Regions from separate parts of the Mus musculus genome. Here region 1 is linked to region 2. A link is a loop called in an ENCODE intact Hi-C map of the cell type or tissue named here. Cell type or tissue: gastrocnemius. All regions are shown on one strand.

Region 1 (8,000 bases), 94 kb after region 2:
TTTTATTTTCCTTATTATAACTTTACTGTTAGGCAAACCTGGTTTTAAAACATATATACAAAAGACATTCCAATTTGAAGCTTTGTGAAATCTAAGATGCTTTTGAGATCTTCCCAAGTTTAAAGCTCTCCAGAAATTAAGGCACAAAGTCCTGTAAATTTCATGAAATATTTAAGGGTGGAAAGTGATTGGAATCATGGCCGAGACTAATAAAATGTGATTTGAATTTATAACAAAATCTTTTACGTTTAACTTTATTAATCAAGCTCTCTTTCAAAATACTACTTTTTCAAATATACATATATATATTTGTGTGTGTGTATATATATATATATATATATATGGAAATATATTTCAAATATATGCCTCGAATATGTATGCATATTTTAAATACACCATAATTATATACATATATTTTACGCATATATGTGTATATATGTCTCATGGCCTTAGGCAGAGCTATAGTTTTTTAATCATAATTTAGTAATAATTTACAATAATTGTTATTATTATAAAACGTCAGTTAGAAAAACAGAAAAACTCTAAAATTTTTAAATGTCTAGATAAAGCACAGATATAGTACATTTGTGCCTTAAATTTTGTAATTCCTAATACCAGAGAAAGATAATTCCTCATTTAATTGAAATGGATTATGTAATAAATCATTTAAGCTGCCACTAACTGCTTAGAATATTATGTTTTTTAAAACCTTAATTTCAAAGAAATAAGCTGGAGGACATAATTGTGCTCTTTGAGGGGATGCAGCAGCCATGGCTTTTCTATGAGAAGTAAGTGTCTGAGGCAATCCTTATGTTCAATTAATCATTTAAGCCTCAGCTAGTATATGTACCATGCACAACAAGAAGAAAAACATCTGGGATTTAATGTTAATTCTCGTCATCCCTCAAACAACTTTTAAGTCACCATGAATCTAAATAAAATGAAATAAGTTCAATCTCGTTTTAATTAAAAGATTCTATCTTTTTAAATAAAATATGGCTTTCTGGTTGGCTTTTATGCCATTTGGTCAAACGGAGCCATAGACATACTTAGCATTGAAGCTTCTAATGATTGTTTAAATAGTTATGGTTAAGTAACTCCACAAGAGCTAAACATTTCCTATACTCTGTGATACATGCCTTGATTTTATACTTTATATTTGATTTTTATGTTGACATAACATTTTTTCAAGAATTTTGAAATATATGTTTATGAAGACTAAACATTATAGCTCAAATGACATAGATACTTTGGTTGTCCGAATTTCTACAATTCATCTTGTTACTGAAAAGTCATATTAATCATTGGATTAATTAAAATGCAAATATTAAATCAGCTACTGATGAAAGCATTGTGTATTTTTTTTTCTGTTGTTGCTACACTAACACTTGAAAAACAAAACATCCTAAGTAAAACTAAAAATTATCTATCATTACAAATGCTCTAAGAACATGAAGTTTTTGAAAGTTGTGCAATAGTTAATAGTATTTAAACATTATGAAACTTTGATAGCCATGCTTAATTTTGAAAGCAGCGAGTCTTGACTTCTTTTGCTTTTTAGCACCCTTTTCCTTTTCCATGACATTTTGCTTGTATTATACTTTATATTAGAAATCTGAATTTCATTGGCCTTGGGAATACTTAATGTTCTGTGCCTTCAAGTTAAAAGACCTTTCCTGAAAGTGTCCTGCAATTGCATGACTTTGGAAGCTGTTCTGTCCTTTTCTAACTTGTTTTTCCTCTTCTTTCCCAGATTACTGGCCTCATATTTCCAGAGGAAAACTGACTGAGGCAGGTTGTAGAGGAATTTCTGGACATACTGTTAACATCTGTGTGATGTAGTGAACGAGGGAGGAAAACCAGCCCAGCCACTGGGCAGACTCACCAAACGCCAGCCTCTATGGAGATCAAACTTTATTCTTGCTAGTTACTCTCACCTACAACATCCTAGTTACATGCAACTCTTTGTTCACTAATAGTTTAGCTGTAGTTTATAGAACACACACTGGAAAGACTTGGGTGGATTTTGTTAAACACTACAGATGAAGTATGTTTTTGTCAGTCCTATCTGACACTCCCTACCATGCTTTCAGTCGAGGGATCTTACACTATGCAAATATTTTATTATGTTTATTAGAGGAATTGATCAAATTTCAGTTTGAATAAAATATGAATGCTTTCAGAACCCAGGGTCCATTGAGATGCTAAGGGAGCACAGGCAGGGAATTTATCATTGCACTTTATACTTCTATGTTTAATATCAGAGCGCATATTGAAACCATAAAAAGCAGAAAAATCAAAATATATTCCGATCTTATATGAGGGATATGTTTCCCACTCTCTTTTGTAATTCTTAAAAAGCCAAGGTTGTGGGTAGTGGCAGAAGAAGTAGTCTTAAGCTTTAAGTCCGGGAAGCCATCCTGCCTGTACCTAAAGCTCCTAGCAGTCACGTACCCCAAGAATGATCAGCGCCCCTTTTCAGGATAAGATTCCCAAATTACAAGCAAAGAACCTTACCGTCAAAGCCTTGCTGCAGGTTCCAGCTCAGCCTCAGACTGAAACGTTGAGCGGCTGGTGAACAAAAGTTTTAGGTTCTTTTTTTTTTTTTTTCCCCTAACGAAGTCTGCAAAACTAATTTCCCTCAAAATAGGGCTCAATTTCCGTTAAAGAAAGCAGTGCTTACAAATCTTGGAATTCCTGATCAACCCCCACTCCACCCCATCTCTAAGTTGTGCAAAACAATTCGACTTTTCACACGGATGTTAAAGTTTGTTTGGAAGTTCCTTTTCTGGAGAACCTCTTAAAATAAAGGGTAACAGACTGAAGATGGCAGAAGGAGCGGCAGAGAGAAGGGTTCTGCCTTGGGGACATTCCTCCAAAATTCATCAATACCTTTTCCTAATTTAAACCAGATGTCTAGTTCAGGTTGCTGTACTCATTAATCCCATTAGCAATTTCAAAGACTTGGCCATCATCTTCTGGTCACCCAGACAATAAACATATGGCAGTTAACCATAGTGGCACACTCCAAGTCCTGAACACCCTAGGCTACTGCAGACATCCCCTTGGCAGACACTTCCTAGATAGGAACAGGCTTTCCTGCAGCCCACTCTCCCAAGCTTGTTGTGGGTTAAGGACAGGACTTCCAGTAGATTCTGTGGCCGCCCAAGCTAATTGCTGTGTCAACCCCAGCCCCTGCTCTCACAAATTCACTGGTGGCAAGGTGTGCAGTTAGTTCATTTCCAGGAGCACAGGCTGTAAACCTGGGGGAAATGAACCATGATAGCAGGGTCCACGCTGAGGGAATGTTAAGTTTGCTATCTGCTTAAAACAGAAAGGTGGTGAGGAATGGAATGTATGCAAGGAGCATTAGCTCTGTGAGCTAAAGAGAGATTTCATTTCTCAAAGGATGGGAGCGGGCTGTGAATTGGCTCCTGCAGGGTTAAGCTAGCTAGGAAGGGTGAAGCTGGGAGCAAGTTAGACTTGCTCATTTGACATTTTTTCGGGTTATTCTTGACCCCCCCCCTCCCAATTTCCTCGGTGAGCAAATGGTGAGAAAATTTCGCGAACTGGACTGGTAAAGAGAAGTAGGGGTGGGAAGAGGGTCAGAAAAAGAAGGAAGGGGGACACCACTTGGAGCAACACTTGTGTGTCGCCAAGGCGCCAGAGCCTACATCCACCTCTGTGTCGCGCACACCCCATTGTATATCTGTCCTTTCTGCACTCAGAGTAGCACTGTGCTAGCCTTGGTGCACAGCTCTACAACCTCCGCCCTGGCTCTAGGTTTTCTAACAATCTATTCTCAGATACCTAAAAGAGAATAAACCTAATGTGTTTACGCTGGAACCGTGAGTGGCCTCTGAGTTTGAAAAGCTCGACAGACTAGGCTCTTCTTCTCTTGAAAGTTCTCTTGAAAGTTCTCTGTGGTCTGCAAAGTCAGGGAGTAGTCAGGGAGCTCCTGCAGGTGACCCCAACCCCCACCAAGGCTGAGAGATCTAGGTTCCAAGAGCAGTGAGCTACTCAGAGACACTGTGTGCTGGCTTAGGGAAGCTGAGTGCCTCTGCGTCTGGCCATGGGAACCTATGGGACAGATTGCGGTGGCCCGGAGCGACTGAGGCTCTGGGAGCACCACTAGCTGTGGTGGAAGCTCCCAGGGCCCGACGGGCGGGCGTTGGGCAGCGGCTCCTGTCCTGCCAGCAATGGGAACTGGAAATGAGAGAGCACGGTGGCGCTGACTGAGCGGGAGTTTTGGAGGGAGTTTGCATGTGGTCAGCGCTGGGCTCCTAAGCCAGCCCCCAGCTCACATTACACTCTATTTATAACCTCTCAGAGCCATTTCCCCCTGAAAGCAGTTCTCTGGGACCACCTTCTTTTGGCTTCCACCTCTCCCACACTTGACATCTGAGCAGCTGCGAAGGAAGCTCCTCCAGGTCCTAGTGTTTATACGTGCAGGAGACTGGCCGCTAAGGCTCAGGACTGGGATTAGCCGGCTCTGCTCAAATGCAAACGCGCGCGGCTTTTACTTTTGGAGTGAGTGGGGGAAAGTCTTAGGATTTCCAGTGAAAAGTGACAGCGCTTGGTGGACATTCGGACCGTCCGTGAAGTCTTCTGCTTGGAAGCCGAAACTTGCATGCCATGGAACACCCCCTCTTTGGCTGCCTGCGCAGCCCCCACGCCACAGCGCAAGGCTTGCACCCCTTCTCCCAGTCTTCTCTGGCCCTCCATGGAAGATCTGACCACATGTCCTACCCCGAACTCTCCACATCTTCCTCGTCTTGCATAATCGCGGGATACCCCAACGAGGAGGGCATGTTTGCCAGCCAGCATCACAGGGGGCACCACCACCACCACCACCATCACCATCACCACCACCAGCAGCAGCAGCACCAGGCTCTGCAAAGCAACTGGCACCTCCCGCAGATGTCCTCTCCACCAAGCGCGGCCCGGCACAGCCTGTGCCTGCAGCCTGATTCGGGAGGGCCCCCGGAGCTGGGAAGCAGCCCTCCGGTCCTGTGTTCCAACTCATCTAGCCTGGGCTCCAGCACCCCTACCGGGGCCGCGTGCGCACCAGGGGATTATGGCCGTCAAGCGCTGTCACCCGCAGACGTAGAGAAGAGAAGTGGCAGCAAAAGGAAAAGCGACAGCTCAGGTGAGTGCGGGCAAAGCAACCCTGGGGAGAGTGCGCTCTGGGCTAGGAAGATGCGGGGAGGTGTGGGATGTTTCTCATAGAAAGACAAACTGTGAAGCTGCTAGCCTTTCCTCGCTCTGGTGGGCGAGTTCATCCATGGAGCGTCCGTCCTGTAATTCAGGAGCACGTGTTTCACTGAAGTTAATATATCTACATCCAGCCGTTCAAAGCCCTCCAAGATCGCAAATCAGTTTTCCAGAAGTGGTGAAGAAAGAGCAAGTGACACTATGCAAAATCGGTTAAGGGAGCGTGGCGGGTCCCTCCACGGGTTGGGAGGGGTGTGCCCATTGGGATGCTGCATCCGCTGGGCATGCATGCCTGCGTGCGTGTGTGCGTGCATGCGGGTTTCCTTGACTTTTCCCTTCCAATTCCCAACTCTGAACAACTCGACTTTTCCTATCCTTAACTGGGTTTCCAAATTATTGCGCAATGCCTTGAACTTTAACTGGATTTGACCAAATACGAGAAAAAGAAAAGGAAAGAAAAGAAAAGAAAAGAAAAGAAAAGAAGAGGAGGAAAAGAAAAAAGGAAGAAAACGGAAAAGGAAAGAAAAAGATAAGGAAAAATTAAAGAAAGAAAAAGAACAGAAACCTAAAACTTTTTTTTTAATATTTTTGCTTTCAGAGTTCCTTAAATAGCACCTTTCTTAAAATGATATTTAAAAAACAAACAACCCCTCCCCAAACATTCTATTTATTTGGCGAAAAAGTAATTATCTAGTAATCTAGAAGTGTTTAAGGAATACCTCTGAAAACTTTGAATAAAGAGTATTCTTATAGTAATTACACTCATATGGTGCTAACCTGGTTTGGGGGGGGGGGGGGGACGGGGACGGGAAACAAGCAAAAAGTCCAAATCAACCAACCAACCAAAACAAAATGTTTGAACTTCGACTGTGGAAAATAAAAGCCTTCATCAATTGAGTAGTGCTTTGAGATGCAGTGGAGAAAGTGGACAGATAACAGTCCTGACAGTGCTGGAAGAAGATGCAGGGAAGGTGTGGGTAACTTGAGCAGTCCTACAAAAGGGGAGCCTCCCAGAAGAATTCAGGGGCCTGGAAGTCCAATAGCCAGTGCATCCTGACAGCACAGAGAAACTAAAAATTTCCAGGAAACACAACAAAGCCCTTAAATACATTCCTCATTGTAAATGTTCTCTCTCTCTCTCTCTCTCTCTCTCTCTCTCTCTCTCTCTCTCTCTCTCTCTCCTTCCTTCCTTCCTTCCTTCCTTCTTTCCTTTCTTTCTTTCCTTCTTTTTTTCTTTATTGAATCTTCTATGTAGTTACAAGGCAACCTGGATACAGATTTAGAAAGACGTCACTTAACTAGTAAAATGTTTACATATATTACGTTTTCTGTGCTAGTGTCTCGAGAGAACATATAATTCTAGGCAATAGTTTGAAGAATTGAAAAATAATAGCATTTTAAACATTTTAGGCAAGGTGTTCTGCAGTGTAGGGCAGTAAGGGCTGTGTATTTTGTAATGTGTTGAAAGATGATAGAAATTTTTCTTGACCTCGGTGTGGGGTGACTCCTTGCTTCCCAGCCTCACTATTGAACCTGTAATTTTTCAGGTCCTGGGTGAACGATTAATGATGCTTCATCATGATTAGTTATGTCTAAGAACTCGGTCATCGCTGTTATTCTGTTTACTGGTTATCTCTAACTGTATGTGAAATCCTAAGATACCAAAAAGGTTCCTAAGAAGGCATCAGAACGCACTGGGTTTCCCCAGATTGGGCATTTATGAGCAGAAATGCATGGATTGCTTTGGCAGGTTGCTATCTACTTCAGGGAGGACCAGAAGCTCGGATTCCGTGTTTTCTTTCCGCAAGGGGGAAACTGCGCTGCTTCTTAGCTGAACCAATGCCCTAAAGATTATTTGCGCACACGAAGGAATTTTTTTTTTTTTTCAGGCACAAGTTATTTTTGGTTGGGGAAACAGGGAGAGTGAGACTAAAAACTGACTTCCTTAGTTTATTTTAACAAAAATGGTTTTAATATTGACTAACACTGGTTTCCATCACTTTTATCAGGGGCAAATAAGCACATAGCAAAGAGAGGCTTGTTTTTGTGTTGTGAAACTCATTTAAACACCAAAACAAGCAACGAGAATAAACATTTGTGCCAACTCCGTATTACAAGGACGGGAAATACAATCTTTAGGAAGGCTAATGTTACTGGGCTTGACTTAGAACGAATGTACCCATTGATAGAATATCAAAGTCAAGCATCAATTTTCTTGGTACACTATTGAAAATAAAATCAATGTCAGGCTCTGAGTTAATAACGGTTCGATCACAGGTATGCTTAACTCCAAGCCATTCTTTCTCCTATTTTAATTTATACAACGAACATTCAATTTAAGGTCAAATCATTTCAAAGTATTGTGAAAATATTTTGACTTACCAGACAGCAAATTAACAGAAAATATTTATAATTCTGTTCTGTTATCAATTCTTACTTGGCACAGTTTGCCTATTGTATCCCTTCATAATTAATTAATGTTTAATAAGTTATATTGAACAATCTGAGACTTAGGACTATATAAAATGAAAACGAAATCATGCATGGTAGCAACAATTTATTTATTTAGGCATTTTATAATCGCTGTATATGTATAGTTGGCTGTATATGTATAGTATAGACAGTACTTTAATCTATGGCAATGTTGGAACCAAGTCTACTACCAGTGCATATGTGATAAATGAGTTAATTTATAATAAGTACCAGGAAATGGTGTTAAAGAACCAAACCACGTATAAACCTTACATTTTAATCCATAGTAATAATGCAACAATTTCAATATAAAA
Region 2 (8,000 bases):
AAACTCAGAGGTAGGTCAGAACATCTTTAAGAAGGAGAATTTTGGCAAATGACTAGATACGGTTCCAGATGGAGTAGTTAGTGGGTGAAGAACAGTAGAATAACAGATTGTGAAAAATGGAAATTCAGTTCAGCAATTAACTGTATAATGTCAGACTAGGTAAAATGAAGATGTGCTAAAGGCTTTATATCTATAGTGAGAGATGCAGGAGCTGAAAGAAACGTGTCTCAATTCCTGCAGTAGTCCTCTAAGTACCCATAGGGCCTTGCTGAAGTTCCCTAAATGCTATGGTTACCATCAAACTGTCTATAATTTAAAGGTCAGCTATCAAGCCCGTCTCTTCAAATATCAGTTTGGCATATACCATTGAAGAGCAAGAAATGAAATTCAGAGGAATGGTAAAGCATTTTCCTTTTTTCTTACTTTCACATTATTGACTTCCTTCTAGTTTCCGCTTTTTAGAGAAATCCAAAGGAACACAGTCATTTGATACATTCCAAGTTCCCTTAGGGACAGTGAGTTGACGGGATGTTTTAAGAGAAGAGGACAAAGAGAACAGGGGGAGGAGGAAGAGGAGAAAGAGGAGGAAAGGGAGGTATGTCAGAATGATTTCTTGCATTCATGTCTCTTGCTGTTGTTTTCTTGAGATAGCGTTTTACTCTGTAGCCCAGGTTTCCCTAGTTTGATATTCCTGCCCCAATCTCATCTCACTGAGATCACAGTCCTGAATCAACATAAGAGGCTTAGGAGTAGTTTTATTTTCCTGATAGAGGAGGTCTTATATATCCTTTCTAAAAATTAAAACTCTAATGACAAGTTATGGTATATACACATGACAAGATATAAAAAGAGAGTAAATATAACATGCCAGGATCATAATACATATTTGAATTATTTTTTACATTCCATGAAAGAAAAGAAACAATTTTGAACAAATATTTAATTGCAATACATTTGTAAATGTAAGCAAGTGTCTTCAATTTCCTGTCAGGACTGACAAAACAAGAGGTCTACAAAGGTCATGATTGGCAAGGGATCATTTATAACCTAGTATCTATTCTAGTGAACTACAAATTAAAAGACTTTTTTTTTTTGTAAAAGCATAAAACAGATACAATAAGACTGATTGCAGCATTGAGATACCACAGGACTTAAAGAAGACTTACTGTGTATGATGGAGCAAGGCACATGATTGTTAACACAGCAATCTGTTGAGATATTTAATCATAAACACCAATGGAAGAGCTGCCAGCTGCACTCTACCTTATTTTCTTGCTTTAGCTGGGTAAGAGGAAGCAAAGGTATTTGGATAATATCCTGAGTTGACAGTCAACCCTCAAAAAGAGATGATGTCACAGCATCTAAAAACACATTATAATTATATGTTATCGAGTCATGCTTGTTCCTCAACAACCTCATACTCCTGCAGTTAAGAGCAGTCCTGATAAAACATGAACAGGTGTCTTCGGATGCTATGAATGGAGGACAATGGATCATTAAATATAGAAGAAATTCAAATCATAAGTTATGTCAGAAGTTGCCCTCAATGACAACTGTTATCTTGAGTATGAATTCCTACACAAATAATGAGATGAGTGAAGCAGTAAGTATGAAATGAAATATGGTAAAATGCAGAACTCTTGTGAGAATGACAGACACATGCCTCTGGAGAGACAAGAGCGCTGTATGAAATAACACAGATTTTTCAGGCATCTTATTCATAGTAGACTCGAATAAAAGAACCAATATGTACCAAGGAAGTAGAATTGCATGTTTTACTTCATTTGTTTATTTTTTATATTTTTGGAGACAGTCTTAGAGATAGCATTGTACTCAAGGCTTAGCCCAGACTGGCTTTGAACTCATGACCACGTTCTTGCTGCAGCAGGAGATTAATCAGCATGCGCGACTATGCCCAGCTACAGTTTGAGGGAGATGAAGTTGCTTTGTGTGTTCCACTTCTCAATACTGAGGCACACATAAAAAAGCAAGGGCTACAGGAGCAAAACTTTAGATTCACAGCACGTGGCCCCATTGTTTCTTTGGTGGTGGTGAGGCACAGCATTTTGGCAGAAAGGGAGTGAGAAACAAAAGTTTCTTTTCATTGTGGTGGAAAACACAGAGCCAGTGAGAGGGAGGGGCCAGGTCAAAACATCATTCAAAGATGTCTGAGATCTGCTGCCTCCAACAAACTCTTATCTGTCACATTTCCTTACCTTCTAACAGTCGGCTCAGATTCCAAGTTGATCAATGAATTGCTCCATTGATGAAGGCAAACCTTCTATGATTCAGTCCATTTCCCCATTTCTGAGCACTGTTTGCAGTGGGGACCTTCAATACATGAGCATTTAGTAGAAAAGCACCTTCTATCAAAACCTGCCTCTGTTATTGCTAGACTTTATATAATAATTTAAGTAAAGATCAATGTAAGAAACATAAAATTTTATTATCACATGTGAAATAGAAGGCTATCCTCAGAATAACTTTAGGAAAATTCGGGGGAAATTATTAGGAACACAATAAACAGAATGTATTAAACATGATTACAGGAAGAATCCCATACATATTTTTACTCAAAATTAAACTATGTAAATTAGAATCTATCAGAAATTTCTTATTGACATTTCAAGTCTCTCGATGTTTGTGCTCTTAGGTTCCAGAATTTTTGATGCCCTTTTAACTGCTTCTAGCTCTTTGTTTAACTTTCAATTGTATACAGATTTCATTTCCTGACTTTATTTGCCTATCTGTATGTCACGTTTTATTTCTCATTGAAGGTTCTTTTTTTTTTTTTTTTTAGATTACTTTGAATTCTTCTTCAGGAAGTTTGTATGTCCCCATTTATTTAGGTTAAACTTTTTGAAATTCATTTGTTCTATTTGTGGTGTTGTCTTTGCCTGATTTAAGATCCCTGTGACCTTGCAGTGGTGCTCCTGAACTTCCAGTACACACATCTCCCTTTGTATATTTTTGGCAGGGAAAGCTCAGCACACCTAAGCCTACCCAGAAGTTGCTGCTGGATTCCTTAGATGGCTATTCTGATGCCATGTCAGAGAATGTGTGGGATAGAACTTGATGTCACAGAGGAGAACACGCTGACTCTGCATGGAAGACCAGATCTGGGTCCACACGGATGAGCTTAAATCTTCACTGGGTGATCTTGGTGCTGGAGCCTGAAGGCTAATCCGGATCCTTAGATGGCTATTCTGATGCTATTCGGTGCATCTTCTCTCACAGAGGTTAGACTACGCAGTCTTTTGCTGTATATGTGTCGGGGACCTCATATCAGCTGGTGTATGCTGCCTGGTTGGTGGTTCAGTGTCTGAGAGATCTCTCGGGGGTCCAGGTTAATTGAGATTGCAGGTCTTCCCATGGGGCCGCTCTCCTCCTCAGTTTCTTTAACCATTTCCCCAATTCAAACACAGAGGTCCCCAGTTTCTGTCCATTGGTTGCATGCTAGTATCTGACACATCTAATTTAAAGTGAAAAAGACCTAGATTTGATCCAACAACATTTTATATATTCAAGATATATAAGCTTTACTATAATAGGAAATTCAGCTGTTGACTTTCTTGTGATCTTGTTAGAGATCTATATATTGATAGGATTTTGAAACCTAACAGTTAAGTGTTATAAAAAAGAGGAGAATGAGAAAGGTCTAGCAAACTTCTAACATTTAACATTCAATTGGGCAGATCTATTACTTGTTCCCAGTTGCTCTAATGAAGGGAACAGTACCATGGGTTAGCAAAACACACATATTTAAATAACTAAGTAATATTTTTTTTGATATCTGGAATCTTGTGATAAAATGACAAGATTGTACCTCTTCAGGTCTTTCAGTGAATGCGCATCGACGGAGTGTTACTCTCAAGTTAGCTTCATAGCTGAAATAATTTCTGACATGTGCAAACTGAGATTAGCTCTGCCTTCTCCCCCAATTTGAACATAATAATTAGAAAGGCACATGTACTAGCTTCCAGTTTATACAAGTTCATTTAGTGAAATCCCTTGAGCTCCTCCAATGAGAAAACAAGTTTTTGAGTTAATATCCTTCAATTGTTAAAAACTTGCGTCACTGCGAGAGCACAGTGAGGCGTGAAGGTCCCAGCACACTGGCAGCTGATTGTAAGGGGATGTGATTGTTCCACATTTAGACTGGAAAGGGTTAGGAACTCCACTTCCCAAAGTGCTTAATGAATGAAAGGAAAATTGGACCCCTGAGCCAGAGTCAATGACCTAAGAGAGTGAAAATGTTCACAGGTTAACAAGGGCTGTGGTTCCTTGCCGTGATTCTCAGCAGAGGAGGATGGCAAAGGGGCCAATCATATTCTGCCACTATATCCAAAAACCCATTTTCTGCCTAAAGACAATGCCTTAGTGGAGTACTGGAAGCCCCTGGTACTGATGGTCTTAAACTCCATGGCTGCTCCCTTGTGCTACTGATTCATTGATTTAAATGTATACTCTGCTTTAATAGTCCAATCTGATTTTTTTTTTTTTTACTTTTTAGTTTTCTTTTATTCTTTAATCCTTTTTTACAGTCCAGACATCATCCCTCTCCCAGTCTGCGCGCCCCCTGCGACTGCTCCCCATCCCATACCTCCTCCCCTGTCTCCAAGAGATTGGCACCAACCCAATCCCACCCACCACACCTCCCTACTCCTTGGGGTCTCAAGTCTCTTGAGGGTTCGGTGCATCTTCTCTCACAGAGGTTAGACTACGCAGTCTTTTGCTGTATATGTGTCGGGGACCTCATATCAGCTGGTGTATGCTGCCTGGTTGGTGGTTCAGTGTCTGTGAGATCTCTCGGGGGTCCAGGTTAATTGAGATTGCAGGTCTTCCCATGAGGCCACTCTCCTCCTTAGCTTCTTTAACCATTTCCCCAATTCAAACACAGAGGTCCCCAGTTTCTGTCCATTGGTTGGATGCTAGTATCTGACACATATAATTTAAAATGAAAAAAAATAGATTATTATTCAATAACATTTTACATATTCAAGATATATAAGCTTTACTACAATAGGAAATTCAGCAGCTGACTTTCTTGCGATCTTGTTAGAGATGCATGAAGTGCAAGTGGTTATGGCTAGTTTCTCCCCCACTTCAACCTTTTTTTTTTTAAGTATGTGTTTCACTTGAATTGGAGGGAGTTTACATAGCCAACTCTGGCCACCACCCTGATGCCTGATGATGTTTACAGATATAAAATGTCCGATTGGCTGTTATGAGTCATTCTTAGTGAGGAATCTTATCTTAGCACCTGTTTTATCTTTAACATCCTTTTCAACTTCTTGTAGAAGGAAAACAATAGCCAAGAAGGAAAAAAAAATTGGGACCACTCCAGTTTTGAAACACCTGCCTTAGAGATAAAGACTGTAATTTTAGGCACTTGTAATGCCTTTGCTTTGGACTGGAATTTGTTCTTTCTGCATGCTGTGAGCATCTGCTCTCTTTCTCAAGCACGTGCTTGGCCAGGGTCTGACTTCAGTCTAGTGAATTATAAGATCATCTCTGTTACCATGGAAAACTCTGTGGATCAGAAAGTCTCTGAAGATCTGGCTTCACAGTAAATGCCTTTTATGAGTTCAAGAAACATGACACCATTAGCAGTAGGGAATCAGTCACTAATCCTTCATGACATAATTCCAGTGTGATGCTGATAATCTCTGACTTACAGAGACTATTCCAGGTTTACACGGCCACTGTGAACCAAAAAATTCATTTTATTTTTATTTTATGTCTTTAATTACAGGCAGGAACTACGCAGCTGGGAGCCAGAAGCACTAGGTTTGCTTGAACTACTAAGTAAATTCAGTTAACTGAATGAAAAATATTTATTCCACCTCATTTTATTTTTCTCTTGAGATGGAGACATATCCCACATTGATTCTTGCAATGAAGTCATTCGAAGTGTGTAGATTTGTTTTAATAATATGTTAATTCACTACCCAACCATCAATAGTTCCTGAGTATTCATGTAATTCTTGTTATTATGCTGATTAATTATATTGGGTTTATTTTAATTACCTTAAATACTCCAAGATGAGATAGCCTACTCTGGGACAGCCAGCACCAGGAATTATCTAGAAGAATAATTATCTAGAAAAGTACTTGTCTAAAATTTACCACAGTCAGAGATTTCACAGAAACAATGAACTTACTTTGATGGTTCTTAAAAAACAAATCACTTTGGAAAAAGGTAAATTAAAAAAAAAAAATTAAGAATCCCTAGTAGGCTCACTGTGTGCTCTGGAAAAAGGTAAATAAAAAAAAATATTTAAGAATTCCTGACAGGTTCGTTGTGTTCTTTGTTCTGTAGCACAGCAGTGATATTGTTTGATGAGAATGAGTGACAGACAGAGAGACAAAAATGTTCCTATACTATCAGGATGTGGCCTTTAGCAATCAGTTGTAAGGTTACTTGGTTCAGTAGACTTGGTAGATTAATGTAGGGAGTGTGGCAGAGTAGCTATATCATATCCATACACATTTATTTTAAGTTACTTGGAAATTCTTGCAGGAACACTGAAGATTTAGTTCACAACACCCAGACTTCTGCTAATTATTTTCAGTAGTGTTTATATGTATGTATGTAAGTATAATTATTTTAAATTTAATTTTTGGGATTCTATTCATAATGGACATGTGACAAGTGTTACTATGTATGAAAATCTTTTTAAAGCTCTCTATTAATTTCAAAGGTGTTTGAGACAATATGTGATTTTTTTCTTTAAAAAAATGAAATCTGCATGGTCATAACATCTGAAGGTCGAATGTAAACATTTTATATTTTTCTTTTTCAATTGATATCAACCATGTCTTGAGATGCTCTACTTCATCCTGGATGCCTGGGATCCATGCAGGCATCACCAAGTGCTCTCCTTTAAGGAGGGACACATTTCTTGTTCCTTGTTTAAGTTTGTTATATTTAGATGGTTCAGTTTGTAGATTAATTTTATCATATCATCAAAAGTTCTGTTTGTTACTATTTTTTTGTGTTCACATAAAAGTTGTTCAGTTTACTAAATGCTTTCCAGTAACTATCACAACGCTCATGCAGTTTTTATGTTTTAACCTTTCAATATGGTACACAAGTGGGTACACAATATGTGGGTACACAATATGGTACACAAGTGGGTGGTTTTCATGAAAACTGATCCTGTCACCCAGGATAAATGCCACTGGTTAAGCTGCATAACTGCTTTTACTGTTCGGAATTCTGTTGGTTTTACTGCTTTGGGATGCCTTTATTTGTTTGTTCTGCTTTGCTCTTGTGAGAAAGCCTCACCGTGTGGCTATGTCTGGTCTAGAACTTGTGTGGACCTTGGGAGCCTCAAACTTTCATCCGTCTTCCCTCTTCAGCCTCCTGAGCACTAGGAACCCATTATGTTATCAGGGATTCTGTTACCCCTGCTTTTGAAGGGTGGTAGCTTTAGGCATTCTTATATCTTTGACATTTTTGAATGTATCCCTAATTGATAATTTTAGTATTCAGTGCTCTCACTGATTTAGTTAAGCAGTTATTAATATGGTTTATTATTTTAAAATTAATTTCGAGATTTGCTGATTTCTCTACTGATTTCCATCTCGGACAGCGTTTATTTACACGCTAGTAGTTTTACTTTCTTACTTATGGACATAGAGTGAATTTGATTTTTTAAAAATTCTCATTACTAGGAATATACTAGGGATTATTTTTAGATTAGTTTCTTTTCTAATGTAGGATTTTACAGGTATTAATTTACCAGTAATTGCTCCTTTTCATAACCTTTACAACAGCACCTGTAATTCTATTTTAATTCATCTCAAAGTATTTCATGTTGGGATTTCCTCTTTCAACTTAAGGTGGTTGAGTGTTTTCACAGCCTCACTTTTATGAATTTCAAAAGAAAAAGTTCTCTTAGTGGTGCACTTTTATTCACATATGTGATTGTATTCCTAGAACTTTCTAAAAATGTTTTTGTTCTTACTAAGGAATTTGATCAACTAGGCTGGTG

What was found. A loop is a pair of places that touch in the nucleus more often than their neighbours do. Peaks named below come from ENCODE experiments on the same cell type or tissue, not always from the same donor. Only the 100,000 strongest peaks of a DNase experiment are listed, where the experiment ranks them.
Region 1: a loop joins it to region 2, with 4 times the contacts of the local background. A loop is called at or near these places in 6 of 42 quality-filtered maps.

What each region holds. Positions count from the first base shown.
Region 1 is chr12:37,104,196-37,112,195 of GRCm38, forward strand. Meox2 (mesenchyme homeobox 2) reads left to right here and starts at 4,345. Exons shown (of 3, transcript NM_008584.4): 1 at 4,345-5,149. The coding sequence starts at 4,636. It overlaps Gm29007 (predicted gene 29007), which reads right to left and starts at 2,557. Exons shown (of 2, transcript NR_166884.1): 1 at 2,518-2,557. In gastrocnemius, a CTCF peak has its summit at 7,012; DNase peaks (open chromatin) are centred at 4,205, 4,513, 4,893 and 5,403; H3K4me3 peaks cover 8,000 bases; H3K27ac peaks cover 7,758 bases.
Region 2 is chr12:37,010,485-37,018,484 of GRCm38, forward strand. No RefSeq gene overlaps it. Among named protein-coding and RNA genes, the nearest start is that of Gm29007, 92 kb to the right of the region's middle. In gastrocnemius, no CTCF peak of the experiment used is centred here; DNase peaks (open chromatin) are centred at 4,646 and 5,465; H3K4me3 peaks cover 701 bases; H3K27ac peaks cover 5,137 bases.